Linked DNA regions of Homo sapiens: region 1 is linked to region 2. A link is an interaction called in ENCODE POLR2A ChIA-PET data of the cell type or tissue named here. Cell type or tissue: GM12878. All regions are shown on one strand. Links, peaks and the distances in the headings refer to the core of each region. The heading gives the core; the rest is flanking DNA. Region 1 overlaps PLEKHA7 (pleckstrin homology domain containing A7). Region 2 overlaps PLEKHA7 (pleckstrin homology domain containing A7).

Region 1 (6,313 bases), core at 1,157-5,156, 82 kb after region 2:
TGTGCAGCAGATACAAGCATAGGTAAGAGACATGAGCTTGGCGAGGAAAGTGGTACTTTGGGAATATCCAGGTAGAGATGATCAGGAGGCTATAGGGAATGTGGGTACAGTCTGTAGAGGAATTCTAGAGTCATTGCCTTAGAGATGGTAACTAATACCCTGGCAGTAGTTGAGATTACCCAGGGTGGAATGCTTACAGCCATGTTCCTTAATCCTGTCTGCATGATTTGATCATTTGAGGCCCAACGCCAGAGATTTTGATGTAGTTGATCTGGGGTGAGGTCAAGGTATCAGTATGTTTTAAAAGCTCCTTAGGTTGACCAGGTATGGGGGTTGATACCTATAATCCCAGCACTTTGGGAGGCCGAGGTGGTAGGATCGCTTGAGTCCAGAAGTTTGAAACCAACCTGGGCAACATAGCAAGACACCATCTCTACCAAAAAAATTTTTTTGTTTTTTAAATTATCTGGATGTGGTGGCATGCACCTGTGGTCCCAGCTACTTGGGAGGCTAAGGCGGGATAATCACTTGAGCCCATGAGTTCAAGGCTGCAATGAGTTATGATTGTACCACTGCACTCCAGCCTGGATGATAGAGCAAAAACCTGTCTCCAAAAAATAAATAAATAAATAAATAAATAATACATACATACAACTCCCTAGGTGATTCCAGTGCATGTCCACAGTCAAGAAACTGTTGCTAGGCTGCACATTGGAATCACCTGGAGAGTTTTAACATTTGGTGAGGCCTTGGTCCCCTGCGCAGAAATCTGACTCCATTGGTCTGGGTTGCAGCCTGGACATAAGGGTTTTAGGAAGCACATTTTCCCCTATCCCTCTTCCCCCAGTGATCTAATGTGCAGCCAGGACTAAGAATCCTCAACTGAGAGAGCACAGTTGCAGAGGGCCAACAACAGAACACTGAGGACCCCTAGCCTAAGGGTCAGGCAAAAGCTAAGTCACCTGAAGGAGATGAAGAGAAGATGGGGGAGGAAAACTGGAGGTTTTGTTGGGGAGAGTTTCAACTGGAAGGAGTCCAGTCAGCAGTGCACGGTGCTGCAGGTAAGGACTTCCACCTGGGCGTGGTGCCTTCTTTCCTTTTTTTTTTTTTTTTTTTTTTTTCCCCTACCAAAAGCAGACACTTGAGATGTGGTACCTTTCAAGGAGGCTGGGCACCCCTGAAGGAAAGTCCAGAACCTCACGGGTCTTTTGCTCAGTAACAGAAACCCTTTTTCCACTGAGCTGCTTGATGGGCTTAGATGGGCAAACCTGAATTACCATGCTTAACAGAGCTACAGGGTCAAAGTTAGCTCAGGACGCAGAGTAAAAGGAGGGGTTGAAATCAGTAAGACGGCATGGCCAGTGAGAAACTCTTTGTGGCAGGGGCACAGAAAAAACTTTCAAAAGCTGGGTGACTGATATGCAGTGATAAGTTGTCAGTTATGAAATGTCTCCGCATAACTGCTCCAGCAGCCTGTAAACCATGTTATTCTGCTACACACAACGGCCTGAATTTGAGAGTTGGGAGTGGGGTGTGCACCAGAGACCTAAAGGATGAGAAGTTAACAGGGAAATGAGAGGTGGGTGGGGAGGGCATAGGACTTTCCCTGGGATGCAAGATGGGGATTTGAGCCATTCTTATCTAAGGGGAAGGGAGACATCAGGTCTGTAGAGGAGAACAGCTCATTGGCTTTAGAGGTCACTGAGCACACAGTGAGAGGAATTTCATTCCAGTAGGGCAAGCAGATCTCAATGGGCTAGAAAGTGAATAAAAGTGAAGAATTGAAGGCAGAAGACAGAACAGAAAATGCTGTCAATCTTTAAGTGAGCAAAGTGTCTCAGTCTCTGATTATCCTCTTGTATTTTAAAAGGTCTGCCTCTTATAGTCCCAGATTTTTTTTTTCTTAAAGATATATTTGTAGTCTCTTACAGTTAGTCATAAATAGATCTAGGTGCTGAATAAAGGAACTCCTCCATTTTCCATTTGAAAATATATGAGATAGATATCTCTGCTTTGCATATCATCAAGACTGCTAATCTCATTAGACTGAGCACATTAAGACATTGGGAGGAAGGTTATTTGAACTGCAATATGATCCTGTATTTTTGGCTTTAAACCAACAGGGAAGTATTTCTAATTGGAGATACAAATTTCACATTAAACTTTTTTAGGATATGGTTTGTGGGAGACAGACTGACACACTCTTAGAATCTCACTGTATTTTAAGAGCTTGTTTTGAAATTTTAGGCTTTCATTTTCCCACCCTGACCTCCCAGTGTTTAAAGTAATGCATACTTGTAAAATAGAAATGTTGGGGTGAGGGATAGAGTTAGGATCAGGAGACTCAAACACTACAATAAGGAACAGAGTAGAAAATGGAAGTCCTGTGTGATTGATCTGGAAGTTAGGGTGAGGAACATCTGCTGAGTAAAGTATAATAATTTGTTGCAAAAAATGATATTGCATCTCCACATGACCATTTCTGTAATGGCTGTATCAGAATATCCTGTTTAGTGCCTGTTCAGTGACAGGGAGTCCCTGTGGCCACAGAGCATGGTATAAGGAGACCTTGAGCCCAGTTTTTGGGTAAGACCGGAGGTTAGGGGGCCAGCAAATGGATCTGCTGTTAGGGGCAAAGCTGCTCTGGAAGCACCCACTTGCTCGCATGGGGTCTATACCTCAACCACAGTACCACCTCCTCCTGTGTCCCTCCTCCATAGTTACCTTGTTTTGACCCCTAGAGCCAGGGCTCACCATTGCACTGGTACCTTGGGGTCATTCCAGAATGGCAGACTATGTGTAAATGGAGGGTACAGGTTAGAGGATGAGCTTAGGGATTTGAGGTGCAGCTAGTGGGGCAGTGGGGAGGTGAGGGTGGACTCTGACCTTCCAGGCACTGTAGGCAGGCAAGGGGAGTGAGCTGCAGAGCCAGGCAGGAAGGGCGTATGGGTGGGAGCACAGCTCTGAAATGCTTTGCATAGTTTGCATTTTGCTTCTGGCAGAATGAACAATGGTTAGTCAAGTCCTGAACTCCCCAGGGGAAGCCTCCAGCCTGGTTTCTGCCACCGCTACCACCTCTGTTTTGAGGATTCAGGCACTGCCCCGTCTCAGAGGCACATTTGTGTCTAACTTTGGGAGATCGATAGCAAACCCTGCCACCTAGTGGCAGGCCGACTCACTTGGCAGGCACGACAAGTAGGTTGAAGAGATCTTAAAATTATCTACTGTAATGGCAAAGATAGCTTTATTTGAATGACAACTATTTCAAATCCTCACAGCAATTTTCTAAGTGGTTCTTACTATCCCCATTTTGTAATAAGGAAGGTGAGACTTAGAGGGCCTGGATGATACTTGCCTGAGGTCATATAGCTAAAGTGATTAAATGAGTTGAGTTTTAAAACAATTAGAACAGTTTCTCAAACCTTACAGAGCACTAGAATCTCCTGGAGGGCTTGTTAAGACACTGATGCCTGGGCACCATCCCCAGAGTTTCTGATTAGGTAGGTCTGAGGTGGGGCTGATAACCAGCATTTTAAAAATATATCTTATTTTTAATTGACAATAATTATATGTATGGGGTAGATGTGATGTTTTAATATATGTATACATTATGAAATGATTACATCAAACCAATTGACATTCATCACCTTACCTGCTTATCCTTTTTGGTGGTAAGAACATTTAATATCTACTTTTAGTAATTTTGAAATATACATTATTATTAACCATTGTCACCATGCTGTGCAGTAGGTCACCAGAACTTATTCCTCCTAACTGAAACTTTGCATCCTTTGACCAACAGCTCTTCTTCCATCTCTCCTCTCCCTCCCAAAACCTCTGGTAACTACCTCTCTACTCTGTTCTTCTATGAGTTTGACCTTTTTAGATCCCACATATAAGTGAGGTCATACACGGTATTTGTCTTTCCATGCCTGGCTTATTTCATTAATGTGCATTTCTAACAAGTCCCCAGGTGGTGCTGATGCTGGTGGCACACAGGCCACACTTTGAGTAGTGTTGGCTTGGAACAATGTCTGGCACAATATCAGCACCAAATAAATGTTAGATAAAATTGATAGGTGAAGGCAGAGTCAGAATTGACCTCAAGCCTGTCTGACTCTAAAACTTGTTCTCTTTTTACAACATCATGCTGCCTCTCAGGCTTAGTAAAATTCCATACTTTGTCCCTTGCTTAATTTTTTTTCCTTCTCAGAAAATAAGTTGGAGGCTGGGTGCGGTGGCTCATGCCTGTAATCCCAGCACTTTGGTAGGCTGAGGGGGGCAGATCACTTGAGGCCAGGAGTTCAAGACCAGCCTGGCCAACATGGTGAAACCCCGTCTCTACTAAAAATACAAAAATTAGCCAGGCGTGGTGGTGCACACCTATAGTCCCAGCTACTCAGGAGGCTGAGGCAGGAGAATCCCTTGAACTCGGGAGGCGGAGGTTGCAGTGAGCCAAGATTGCACCGCTGCACTCCAGCCTGGGCAAAACAGCGAGACTCCAGAAGAAAATAAGATGGCGGCCAGGCATGGTGGCTCACTCCTGTAATCCCAACACTTTGGGAGGCCGAGGCGGTCAGATCACAAGGTCAGGAGATCGAGACCATCCTGGCTAACACAGTGAAACCCTGTCTCTACTAAAAATACAAAAAATTAGCCGGGTGTGGTGGCACACGCCTGTAGTCCCAGCTACTCAGGAGGCTGAGGCAGGAGAATCACTTGAACCCAGGAGGCGAAGGTTGCAGTGAGCAGAGATTGCACCACTGCACTCCAGCCTGGGCAAAAGAGCAAGACTCTGTCTCAAAAAAGAAAAAAAAGAGAGAAAAAAAAAAGAAAGAAAATAAGATGGCTAGTTGGTGTTAGTTTTTGAAGTCATATCCAGTTTTGTGTGCTGGAGTGTTTATTGAAGGGCTAATTACGCACAGGACTTTCTTAGACTGTGGACAATACCACGGTGTGAAACACAGTTCCTGTCTTTCAAGAATTTTTCACCTTGGCCTGGGAAAACATGTCTTGGAAGTATGAAAAGATCACATCAATATAGGACCTTGGAAAAGTTACAGGCAGTGTGATGACGAGGTCAAACAGAGTTGGATCACTGAGGGCTGTGGCACTACAGAAGGTCCACGTGGGGGAAGGCATGAGCCAGCATCCTAGAGAATGAGTAAGACTTGGGTAAATAGAGCAAGGGGAGACCATCCAGGCAGGGGGAGGGAAGAACAGTGTTATAAGAGTAAGAAGGGCAGGAAGGGTACACACGTTAGTGAAGGACCTTCTGTGTATCAGATGTGGGGGTTGCATTTCCTAACCTGTCTCATTGATTCCTCAGAAGAGCCTTATGAGGCAGGTAATACTATCCTCCTGTTACAAGTAAGGAAACGGAAGGTCAGAGCAGTCAGGTGAGCTGCCTAGGGTCACAAAGCCAGCAAGTGTCAAGCTTGGCTTCAAACCCAGGTTAGACTCCTTTTTCCTTTTTCCGTTGCAAGATGTTGCTAAGGTGTGGAGGAGGCTGGGACGGGACTAGGGTGAGGCTGTCAGGCACCAGCAGGTGTAGGGGTGACCCTGAGATGGAGTACTTCCTTCAGTTTTGGGCCCTAGGCATTTGGCGTGGCCCGTAGGAAGAGCAGTGAGAAAACAGCAGGCCTGCAAGGTGGGTGTTGAGGTCAGCTGCTAGCGAGCTGTGAGTACCAGGCTGAGGAGTTTAGACTTTATTTCAGAAGGGACAAGGAGCCATGGAAGTTTTTGCAGCAAGGAACTGATATGATCAGAGCACTTGACTGTGGACAAAGTGGAAACCCATTAGGAGCATCTCAGAGTTGTCTGGAGGGAGATAATTAATCAGTATCTGGACTAGAAGAGTCCAGAAAAAAGAGAACTGATGCCAACCACTTCCTTTATGAACCTCTGGAACTTGGTGCTAAGGATACCAGGCAGAGAGAAAATCTTGGTAACTTGGAGAATTGTGAGGCCTTTCCTATAAATATGCATAGCCATTGAAAGAGCTGACTGCTGGCAGCGGAGAGAGAAGGAAAAGCCAGGTTTAATCACATTGCACTCCAAGTGATGGGCATGGGGTAGCCAAGTTGTCCTGGCAGAGGAAGTTGACAGAGAAAAATGGTTTTGGAGTCGTCTGCCAAAAGGGGAAGTGACTGAAGTCCTGGATGTCGGCCTTGATCATTCTTTTGAGGTTCTTACAGGACTGTCCCACATGCCCAGCTTTGTGGGTTTACTTAGATATGTTCCCCAAAGCCTGCAGAACCCTCGCTTGGTTGCCTGACCCGTTCTTACCCTTTCTCCTCAGTCTTCCCTTGGA
Region 2 (6,313 bases), core at 1,201-5,200:
CAAGGAAAGCACAGCCTTCAGAGACTAAGGCCTGAGTTTTGGCTGATTGGACTTAACCTTCTAGAGCCTCATCTTCCTCAGCTGTAAAGTGGAGGTGATTCCTGTCTTAAATAAATTAAACACTTCATATTGAAAGTGTTTGTAGCTTTGAGTTCAGATGGGGTCGTGAGACTAATGATTACTCAGCGCCTAATCCATTACCCCCATTCCAGGGGATGGTGGAGTGGGAGCTTTGGGGAAGAATGCTTAAGGGAATGAAATACAGAGACAGTTGAAAAACAAACTGATCTCCCTCTCCAGTCATTTCTGAGGCCTTCTTACCCAGCTTTTCACCTTCTAGCAATACCATGGCACTGTGTGTGGCTGAGGTTCTGTGGCTCCACCCCAGAGGGCCTCATTTTGCTCTTCCCTGGGGCTCTGCTGCAAAGAAGTCAGCTTGGAGAGGGGCTGTGGGCTCAGCTTGCTTAAAGAGAAATTGCCTGATATACAGTTTGGGTTATCATGACCTTGAGGAAAGTATAGAATTAAAAAAAAATTCTTTTATACTATGAAGGTCATATAACTGCATTACATAAAAAAATGGGATAATAGACAAAGGGGAAAAACAGCCATATTCACTTCACCTTAATGTATCTTCTGGATTTTATAGAAGAGTGGGGAAATAACATTTATTTTATTTTAATTAATTTATTTTTAAAATTTGAGACAGGATCTTCCTGCTCTGACACCCAGGTTGGAGTGCAGTGGCATGACCATGGCTTACTGCACCCTCGATTTCCCAGGCTCCAGATATCCTCCCACCTCAGCCTCCCAAGTAGCTGGGACCATGGGTGTGTGCCACCACACCCAGCTAATTTTTGTATTTTTGGTACAGATGGGGTTTTGCCATGTTGCCCAGGCTAGTCTCAAACTCCTGAGCTCAAGTAATCTGCCACTTTGGCCTTCCAAAGTGCTGAGATTACAGGCGTGAGTCACTGTGTCCAGCCCTGTCTTTTATTTATTTTAAATAGGTGTACATGATATGGCATGGATTTGACAGGGTACAAAGTAGTGAGAAGTCTTTTTACATAACATGCTTTTAGTCATATATATGATTTTGACTTTTTCAGTTAACATTGCGTTATCTTTTTATGTCTAAACATTTCTTATTCTTCCCCATTTTGAAGTTTTAAAATTTGAAAGCAATATATGCAAAGTATATTTATGAATTTTTATTCTTAAATAATGGATAGCAAAATACCAAATTAGTAACAGTGGTGGCATATTACAGTTAATTTTTATTATGTATGCTTTTATTTTCTAAATTTTCCACAAATAAGCAGTAATATTCAGAGAAATATGCAGAAGAGATATGCATAATCTTAGAATTAACATTTTGGCTTATTTTTATCCAATATTCATTCCTTGCATTTTGTAAAGATAATTGAGATTATATTTTATATATGATGTGGTTGCTGCTTGGTTTTCATTTAACACAAAGATCTGTTAAGCTTAGATTCTTTATAAACTTTATGTTTAATGGCTGTACAATGTTTCATCAAGTATAAACACCTTATTTTGCTCAACCATTACTTCATAGTTTCCAGTTTTTGACTGTAAAAATAATGCTGTGATGGACAACTTCAGAAATAGTCTTTGGAAGTACTGACCCTGAAAAAAATCTGTTTGGAGCTTAGAGGAGCTATATTCCCAATGGATGGGTACAGAGCAGGCACTCAGATGTTGCTTGTGCATGGAGAATGAGGTGACATGTGTGAAGGAATGTTCTGTAAATGATTTCAATAAATGATAGCACGTAAGAATAACAAATGTTTTAAGCCAATGAAGGCCTGTCAAGAGGGAGCCCAAAATGGACTGCAAAATCGAAACCTGTCATACTCTGATAGCTTGAAGGTTTTTGAGAGGGTTCTACAATTTTGGCTGTGAAAGATCTGAGGGAAAGATAGTGATTTGCAGAATTGTACAGCAGGAATGTAGAGCAGGCTGTATCTTTGTACCATGTTGAAGAATGAAGTTGCAGCGATCCTTTTCCAGTCTCTGAAGGAAGAGAACATGGCAAGAAGGACAAAAACTGAAAGGCCTGTTTGCTGTCTGACTGTGTGCTGCCCCAGGTGGCTGCTGAAACTAAATCAATTTGTGGAAGGCATGGAAGAGTTTTCTTAGTTTGATTATGTCTTTTGGAATTGAATGGGCAAATAGAATTTCTTTGAAAGATGTCTCTATTTCTGCCTGGAGGACTCTGTAATTTGGACGTTGTGAGAAGAGCCTATCTTTATTTTGAATTTGGAACCATTGACTCCCCTTTCTTTATGCTGTGAGTTATTTATATGCCAAGAAGCACAGTGGAGGCCTTTTCACCTTCTCATGACTTTAAGAAATACAGGAAAACAGCATTCTCTACAATCCATAATCCCTGAGTGTTGGCAACAAAAAAATGAAAGATATTCTAATGTAGGCGTCTGTGCAATGGTGATGGGTTATGGATGGTCAATGAGAACCTTGGCTGCCAGTCCTGGGAACTGATCTCAGCCTTCCCTGGGACCCTCTGGATGAGGGGATCCTCATTCACCTAACTGAGCAAACATCCCAAACATGCTCTGTTTGCCCATTTATTCATTCCATTCATTAATGTACTCATTGATTCCATTTGGTTCACTTCAGCTACTGATCACCTAATGTTATATGCCAGGCCGTGTGCATGGCTGTAATTATAGAGCTGTGACTAAGACCTTCCTTCCTTCCTGTTCAGTCAGGGTTCAGTAGCAGTAGTGAGAAGTTATTCTCGCTTTTCTAAACAGAAATGGATTTAATACAGTGAACTAGGTGTTTACATCATGATTGGAAGGGTGCAGGAGTAGGCTCTAGGCTGACCTTTGGCAATGATAACTAAAACAAGACTGTGAAAATGGCCCATAAGTAATTGTTTTCATTTTCCTTTTAATTCAACTCTTTTGAGCTCCCCTTGCCCTTTGCTCCCAACTTCTCTGTCCCAGATCTTAGGCTCTCTCCTTATGGGAAGAGCTGTTTCAAAGCATTTATGGATTGTAAAGTGTGAATAAGGGTGTTGTTAATAATAACTGTCACTTGCTGACTGTTTATTGTGTGCCCAGCTGTCTGCTAAGTCCTTTACCTGTGTTATTTCAATCCTCACATCTGTTGGGTAGTTAATATTATCTCTACATTGCAGAGAAGGAACCTGAAGCTAATAAAAGTTAAATGACTTGCCTAGGATAATTCAGCTAATAAGTAACATTTGAATTCAGGGAGTGTCTCTGTCCAGAGGTACTTGCAGTTTAAAAGACAAGCTGGGCCAAAGAAGATACACAAATGACCAATAAGCAAATGAAAAGATGCTCAGCATCATTAGCCATCAAGGAAATGCAAAACAAAACCGTAATGAAATACTACTTTACACACCCTAGGATGTTTATATTAAAAAGGACAGATACTTTAGAAGTGCTGGTGAGGGCGTAGAGAAGTGGGAACACTGATGCACTGCTGGTAGAAGTGTAAAATGGTGGAGCCACCTTGGAAGCCAGCTGCACGTTCTCAAAAGGTTAAACGTAAAGTTACCATATGAGTCATGAATTCCATTCCTAGGTATATACCCAAGAGAAGTGAAACCATGTCCACCTACACAAAAACTTGTACGCAATTCATAGCTACATGATTCATAATATCCTCAAAGTGAAAACCCAAAGTCCGTCAACTGATGGGTGGATAAATAAAATGTGGTGTGTCTATATAATGGAATATTATCTGGCCATAGGAAGGAATGAAGTACTGGTACATGCTACAACAAGAACGCAACAATGAACCTTGTAAACATTATGCTAAATGAAAGATGCCAGTCACAAAAGATGACCTAGTGTCTAAGCCTATTTATATGGAATGTCCAGAATAGGGAAATCCAGAGAGATAGAAAGTGGATTTATGGCTGCCTAGGGCTGGAGCTGGGGTGATCGCTAGAGAGTATGGGACTTCCATTTAGGGCAATGAAATGTTTTAAATTTGATTGGGGTGATGATCGTATAACTCTCAGTATACTAAAAGCCATTGCATTGTATACTTTATTTTTATTATATTTTGAGACAAGGTCTGGCTCTTCTGCCTAGGCCGGAGTGCACTGTGTGATTTCCACTCACTGCAACCTCCACCTCCTGGGTCAAACCATCCTCCCACCTCAGCCTCTTGAGTAGCTGAGACTATAGGCGTGCACCACCATACCCAGCTAATTTTTTTGTATTTTTTGTAGAGATGGGGTTTTGCTATGTTGTCCAGGCTGGGCTTGAACTCATGAGCTCAAGCTATCTTCCGGCCTTGGCCTCCCAAAATGCTGGGATTACAGGCGTGAGCCACCATGCCCAGCTACACTGTACACTTTAAGTGAATTGTTTGACATGTGAATTCTATCTCAATAAAGCTGTTCCTTCCCACCCCCGAAAAAAGAGAAAAGACATATTGGGAAGGATAATGCTTACCTAAATAAATGAGTTGCTAGTGGTGGAATTTAGAGGAGAAAGGATAAACCCCCATGCAGTTTTCTCAAACTTTTGGCTTATATTAGTTTGTCTTCACTATAGTAAAGTGAAAAAATGGATTTAATTTAGCACAAAATTAAATATTGAGCTCTCAGCCTATTGTCTGGCTGGTGAGCCTAGAGCTGATTTATTTTTTCTTCAGCTCTCTGCTTTCCTAGACAGCTTTTTTCCATTTTTCTCTAAGGAGTATATATTATTTTTTATAAGTAGGGAACCAAAAATGTTTCATAAAATATGTATCCCATTGGGTCATACAAAAAGAACATCATGGCTGGGTGCAGTGGCTCATGCCTGTAATCCCAGCACTTCGGGAGGTCGAGGCAGGCGGATCACCTGAGGTCAGGAGTTCGAGACCAGCCTGGCCAACATGGGGTGAAACCCTGTCTCTACTAAAAATAAAAAAATTAGCTGGCTGTGGTGGCGGGCGCCTATAATCCCAGCTACTAGGGAGGCTGAGCAGGAGAATCATTTGAACCTGGGAGGTGGAGGTTACAATGAGCTGAGATCGCGCCACTGCACTCCAGCCTGGGTGACAGTGAGACTCTGTCTCAAAAAAAAAAAAAAATAAAAAATCATGACTTCCACATGTTATGCCACTTGAGGTAGTTAGAGATTTTCTGTCCTAGAAAAAAGATTTTTTGGGGGAAAAAAGTGAGAGATCTCATGAGTGTTTGTCCATGAACTGAACTGATGTTGGAATTGAGCCATTCCTCAAAGCCTCCTCCCTTTCATCCTCTCATTTCTTTCTTGCCCTTTGAGTTTGTTCAAGGACCACCCAGTTGTTAATGATCACAATGTTGTATACAATTTTGTGTACAATTTTATTTAAAGGGAAAAGATCTGGAAGGCAGTGATGAGTGCTTATGTCAAGTTGAATAAATGCAAAAGGAAGAAATATAATGGGGTGTCTATGCTGTAGGTCATTTGTTCCATTTTATTGTCCAAGTATAATTGCTTATGCCAGAATTTCATAGTCTACTTGTAACCTAGTAAAACACCTCATGAAAGTTACAAGGCATTAACAGAATGAAAATTCACTCTAGTGTCTTCCTTTCCACCTGAGCTAAGGACAGACTGAACCATGCATATATTTTTTTAAACAAGATTTATGGATCAGTGAAGTGAAATTTATTGAGTTCCAACTGTATGTTTGAGAGCAGAATTTGCTGCCATGCAATCAGAGTAAAGCTGAGGATTTACAGCCTGTGAGAGCCTTAAATGTGTAGAGTTATTTTCCCATTACACATTAGGTTAGCAACTTGGAGTGTGACCTGGATTTCTCTGGCTGGACAGTGACATGCTCTGGGGCTTAAAGGCCTTCCCATTAACTATGTGCATTTGTGTTTGTCTGCAAGTAAGGTTTAGGCACCCTCCCAGCTAAAGGGGAGAGAGATGAGGAGCAGCACCACCAAGTGCCTGCCCCCCACACCTTATCCAGGTGAGCTCACTGACACTTCCCTGCCTACCCCTAGCACCTGGGCTCCCTGCTGACACCTGGGACCAGTAAGAGCAGGCCAAGAACAGCTCACAAGTATGGTATAAAGCTCAAAGAGCAAAGTTCAGTTCATGCCCTTACCACTTATAAGGGATCTTTGCCTTTCAGCAAATCACTTATCCTTCTAAAGGTTTTCCTGCCCTATAATGGAAATAATGCTATCTACTATACTTGCTTGTGATGAATATTAAATGAAAATCATATGGGAAGTACATAGCACAGTGCCTGAGACATAGCGGGCCTTCAGTAAAGATCATTACCTCTTTCCCAGTCTGCT

The links. ChIA-PET counts read pairs that join two places held together with the same protein. Peaks named below come from ENCODE experiments on the same cell type or tissue, not always from the same donor. Only the 100,000 strongest peaks of a DNase experiment are listed, where the experiment ranks them.
Region 1: POLR2A ChIA-PET joins it to region 2 with 7 read pairs; 4 of 35 experiments call an interaction of 5 or more read pairs at or near these places.

The regions. Positions count from the first base shown.
Region 1 is chr11:16,817,311-16,823,623 of GRCh38, reverse strand. PLEKHA7 (pleckstrin homology domain containing A7) reads left to right here. Exons shown (of 27, transcript NM_001329630.2): 11 at 6,302-6,313. Among named protein-coding and RNA genes, the nearest start is that of C11orf58, 82 kb to the right of the region's middle. In GM12878, for the core only: a CTCF peak has its summit at 3,168 (motif pointing left); a DNase peak (open chromatin) is centred at 3,103.
Region 2 is chr11:16,899,644-16,905,956 of GRCh38, reverse strand. All of the region lies in intron 3 of PLEKHA7 (pleckstrin homology domain containing A7), which reads left to right. Among named protein-coding and RNA genes, the nearest start is that of SNORD147, 23 kb to the left of the region's middle. In GM12878, for the core only: no CTCF peak of the experiment used is centred there; DNase peaks (open chromatin) are centred at 2,756 and 3,576; H3K27ac peaks cover 2,930 bases.